Regions from separate parts of the Homo sapiens genome. Here region 1 is linked to region 2. Evidence: read pairs that join two places in POLR2A ChIA-PET (ENCODE). Cell type or tissue: Panc1. All regions are shown on one strand. Region 1 holds the start of LOC105376863 (a long non-coding RNA gene). Region 2 holds the start of MYOM3-AS1 (MYOM3 antisense RNA 1).

Region 1 (2,500 bases), 55 kb before region 2:
TGCTTTGCTCCTCCAAAGATTCCCCCTGCACCTGCTGAAGGCTCATCCCATACTAAGCAAACCCTTCTAGAATGTAAGCTCTTCATGGAAACTCTGTCTCTACCTCTACCTCTGTGCCTGATGGAAACCCAGACATCTGAGATTTCCTCTGTAGCTCTCTCAAAAGGATGCCACTCCTTGTCTACTTCTCAAATACCTGGGATCAGGAAGTGGGTAAGGATTCCTCTTTGCTTTTCAGGGCTACTTCTGAACCATTTCTAGTATAAAGCCCCTTGGTCTTTCAACTCTGCTATGACCCAGATATACTCCTGTCTGTTCTTCCCTCTCCCCAATTCCTGGCTATTCCTCTCATTTGTTGAAGGTTTTCAGAAGTGGTATTATTAAGAACATGGGCTTTAGAGTCAGGTATGTCTGGGTTCCTGTGTCAGGTGTGCCACTTACTAGCTGTGCAATCTTCAGCAAATTATAGTATTTAATCTCTGAGCTAATTATAGAACTTAATCTCTGAACTTAACTTTTCTTAGATGTAAAATAAGATAACGGCAATCACCTTGGAGAGTGGTTACTGGCGTTCAACATTCATTCAACTAAAAGTAAGTGGAATAAAATAATTATACATTGATATATGTTCTGTGAAGGGTTTAGGATAGAGAATAAAGGGGGCACTCCACCATGAGGGAGGTTCAAAGGGGAGGTGCCATTTGAGCCGAGACCTGAAGGAAGAGAGGGAGGGTTAAATGAAATAAAGCACACGGAACCACTTGGCACAGCACGGGCCCATAGTGAACTCAGTGTTAGTGAAAATCATTTTCCTGGTAAGGGTGGTGGCAGAGGTGAATGGCTTTCAAAGCTGAAGTAATTGCAAGCTGAGTTGATCCTGGTCCAAGTGAAATAGTGGCATTAGTGCTTGGTGGTGGTAGTGGCAGCAGAAGCAGTAGTTTTTCTATCAGATCAGTTTTTCTCCTCTCCTCTCCTCTCCTCTCCTCTCCTCTCCTCTCCTCTCCTCTCCTCTCCCCTCTTCTCCCCTCTCCTCCTCCCCTCCCCTCCCCTCGTTTCGTTTCATTTCATTTCCTTCCCCTTCCCTTTCCTTTCCTTTCCTTTCCTTTCCTTTCCGAGACAGAGTCTTGCTCTGTTGCTTGGGTTGGAGTGCAGTGGTGCGATCTTGGCTCACTGCAACCTCTGCCTCCTGGGTTGAAGCGATTCTTGTGTCGCAGCCTCCTGAGTAGTTGAGACTACAGGCGTGTGCCACCATGCCCAGCTAATTCTTTTGTATTTTTAGTAGAGACAACTGTTTTCCATGTTGCCCATGCTGGTCTCAAGCTCTTTTTTTTTTTTTTTTTTTTTTTTGAGATGGAGTATAATCTCAGCTCACTGCAACCTCTGCCTCCGGAGTTCAAGCAATTCTCCTGCCTCAGCCTCCCAAGTAGCTGGGATCACACACCACCATGCCCGGCTAATTTTTTGTATTTTCAGTAGACACGGGGTTTCACCATGTTGGCCAAGCTGGTCTTGAACCCCTGATCTCAAGTGATCTGCCTGCCTTAGCCTCCCAAAATGCTGGGATTACAAGCATGAGCCATCACGTCCAGCCGATAATAATTACATTTCAAAGGGTGGCAGCATTAAACCCATCTATCATCTTGAATTGTCTCAAGACAAAGACTTTTAAATTATGTGAGAAGAGGACTGGTAGAATACAGAGGTAAAAGTAAGGTCTTCAGACTTAAAAGCTCTATCTAAATAAGATCTTTTGATGTGGGTCATTCATGAAACTAAAGCAAACAGATGAAGCCTACTAAGATCTTGAAGGTTTGGATTGTCAAAGAGCCTGCCCCATTCAGCCGTGTCATTCAGCACAGCCCGTGACTGTTCGGCCCCAAGGCAGTTGATGGTGCCTGATCTACATGGGCAGGAGAGGTCTGCTAAAGCTCTTCAGCCTCTAGGAATGGCCTTCCCCACAGTGCCCTCCCCAGATGCAGCCATGGGGAATAGCAAGCAAGGAGAATCCTTCCAGAGAACAAAACTAAGGGCTGTAGATTGACCAGCCAAGGAACTCTACTGCAGGGATAGCGAGTCCCCACTACTCCTGCCCTGCAGGACTGTACAAGTGCGATGGACCAGAGACAGCTGAGTGTTTGCCATGTTCTTTTTTTCCCAAAGGGAGTTTTTATTGCACTTATCCTGTTGGGGAGAGATAAATTGTCTTTAAGCTTACAGATCTCTAGTCATGAGAAGCCACATCCTGACCCTAATCCTCTAGAGATCCTGGACTTTGAGCTGGATTTAGTAACTGGATGTAACTTTATTGCTGTATCCCTTGGGGAGGGCCAAATGCATTTCCTTTTTCTTTCTTCTTTCTTTTTTTTTTTTTTTTTGAGACGGAGTCTTGCTCTGTCTCCCAGGATGGAGTGCAGTGGTGCGATCTCAGGTCACTACAACCTCCACCTCCCGGTTCAAGTGATTCTCCTGCCTCAGCCTCCTGAGTAGCTGAGATTACAGG
Region 2 (2,500 bases):
GGAGACATCCTTCCTGTCCCGACTCCTAGACTGTTGGGGCAGGAAGGAGGCGTTGAAAGAGCATCCCTTCCAACCCGCTCATGTTGCAGATGAAAGCTGAGGTCAGAGAGCGACGGGGGCTAGCCCAAGCCTGCACAGTCATTGGCAGGGCCAGTACTGGAGCTAAAGAAAAAAATCAGTAATACTGATTCTGTCTCTATTGAAAATTTGGGGGCTTTAATAGTTTTTTTGCATTAATTTTGATTTTTTAGAATATTGCATACAATATTATTTATCTTGATTACTGAGTTTTTTGGTGCCTCTTAAATTTTGTGCTCAGGGCCTCACTTGCATCAACCTAGCCTCGGCCCTGCCCTGACTCCCAGCCCAGAGCTCTTGGCCCTCCCTGGCTTGCAGCCAAAGGAGAAAGTGAGCCCTGAAGCTGGAGCCACACTTGCCTCTTCAATGCAGAGAAGTCCCGTTCCCGTCTCTGGGTCATACTGACCATCTGGCATCTCTGCCCTCTGGAAGAACCACTGAAAGCGAGTCTCCTTCTTGGTGTTGGTCACCTGGGGAAGGTGGGGAATGAGGAGACTCTGTCAGGCTTGTTTCTTTTTGAGTAAAAACACACCTGTGCACACTTTCAGGCATCTCAGTGGAGTCCTTTCACATACCATGTGTCTCCTCTGCTGGCCTCTGGACTCTGAATTCTTGCTAATGGTTTTCCCTCTGCCTCTTGATCCCTGCCTTACTCTATTTTTCTTGGAAATGTCCATGTGCTTCAGTTAAATGTCATCTCCTCCAGGAAGCCTTTTTTTTGAAGCATCCCATAGTCACCCCCTCCATCACGATTCATCAATGTCCTGCCCCATCCGGGTCAAGCATGAGGGATGCTGTTTTCCAATGGTCCTGCCTTGAACATGGGCTCCCAAGGCCCACAGAGACCACTTCATCATCTTTGTACGTTCAGTACCGTGCAGAGTGGCACAAAATAGATGCTCTGAGTTTACTGAATGAATATGCTTCTGGGAGAGCACCCACCCTCCCCTTCCCCAGTTATCTAAACAGGCTGAAGAGTGCTAAGAAGGACCTTAGGCTTTGGAATCAGATAGACTTGTTCAAACCTGGGCTCTCCCTCTTACCGTGTGGCCTTGAGCTATTTCTCCATTTGTTTTCTCATCTATGAAGTGAGGATAGTAATGCCTGTGTCACAGATGATTGTGAGGCGGATGAAATAATACTGTGAGTCTCTGAGCACAGGGTAATCATAAACACAGGGATACCCCTCAACATATAAACCCTCGTGGGCTCCTAGACCCCCTGACCCCTCAGAACCCCTTCTGGAGCCACTAGGATCTCGTTCAAGGCTGGTCCACCTCACACGAATCCTACCCCATGGGCGCTGGGAAGGTGGGTTTGCTTTTTGGGTTACGTGTGGTCTCCTCGGGGGTACTTTCTGTGTGTGCGATCAGCCAAGCACAGAGTATGGAATTTAGGGGGCCGGGTGGGCAGGGACAGCAACTGGGCTTGGGGACAAGCCACAGGTCCCCCTGCACTGGGCCTGGGGGCAGGGCAGGGCAGGACTTGCCTTGCACGTCAGCTGCACTTGGCAGTCCTCCGTGACCTTCCACTGCAACGGCCGCTCAAAATAGGGACCTGTGCGTGCAAAACAAATGTGCCCACTGTCAGAGAGCCAGGCTCAGCCAGGGTGCCACCTGTGTCCAGGCAGTGCTGGGGGGAGGGACAGCTAATGGCTATGGACTTCTCAGATGCTGCCTCTGCCAGGGCTGGGACTGGGGTGAGGCAGGGGCGGTGCTCAGAGCGCAAATTTCTTTCTTTCTTTCTTCCTTCCTTTCTTTCTTTCTTTCTTTCCTTCTTTCTTTCTTTCTTTCCTTCTTTCTTTCTTTCTTTCTTTCTTTCTTTCTTTCTTTCTTTCTTTCCTTCTTTCTTTCTTTTTCCTTCCTTCCTTCCTTCCTTCCTTCCTTCCTTCCTTCCTTCCTTCCTTCCTTCCTTTGTTTCCTTCCTTCTTTCTTTCTTTCTTTATTTTTGAGACAGAGTCTCGCTCTGTTGCCTAGGCTAGAGTGCAGTGGCGCAATCTCGGCTCACTGCAAGCTCCGCCTCCTGGTTTCAAGGATTCTTGTGGCTCAGCCTCCTGAGTAGCTGGAATTACAGGCGTGTGCCACCATGCTCGGCTAATTTTTGTATTTTTCATAGAGATAGGGTTTCACCATGTTGGCCAGGCTGGTCTTGAACTCCTGGCCTCAAGTGATCTGACCACCTTGGCCTCCCAAAGTGCTAGGATTACAGGTGTGGGGCACTGTGCCTGGCTTCAGGGTGCAAAATTTAAGAGGGCTCAGCTCTCACCCTCAGGTCAGGCAAGAGCTATTTTGATCTGGCACTGGGACAGAACTGGACTGAATGACAGTGGACCTCCCTTGGGGACCCAGCAGGGCTGGGGTTCCCATTAATCCGCAGTCCAGCATCTCTAGCACGAACCAGTGGCCAGGGATTTTGAACTTCA

The links. Peaks named below come from ENCODE experiments on the same cell type or tissue, not always from the same donor. Only the 100,000 strongest peaks of a DNase experiment are listed, where the experiment ranks them.
Region 1: POLR2A ChIA-PET joins it to region 2 with 15 read pairs; 5 of 35 experiments call an interaction of 5 or more read pairs at or near these places.

What each region holds. Positions count from the first base shown.
Region 1 is chr1:24,009,983-24,012,482 of GRCh38, forward strand. LOC105376863 (a long non-coding RNA gene) reads left to right here and starts at 535. Exons shown (of 3, transcript XR_947072.3): 1 at 535-593. In Panc1, no CTCF peak of the experiment used is centred here; no DNase peak of the experiment used is centred here; H3K27ac peaks cover 1,741 bases.
Region 2 is chr1:24,065,454-24,067,953 of GRCh38, forward strand. It overlaps MYOM3 (myomesin 3), which reads right to left. Exons shown (of 37, transcript NM_152372.4): 28 at 1,568-1,635; 29 at 438-548. It overlaps MYOM3-AS1 (MYOM3 antisense RNA 1), which reads left to right and starts at 1,309. Exons shown (of 3, transcript XR_001737930.2): 1 at 1,309-1,389. In Panc1, no CTCF peak of the experiment used is centred here; no DNase peak of the experiment used is centred here.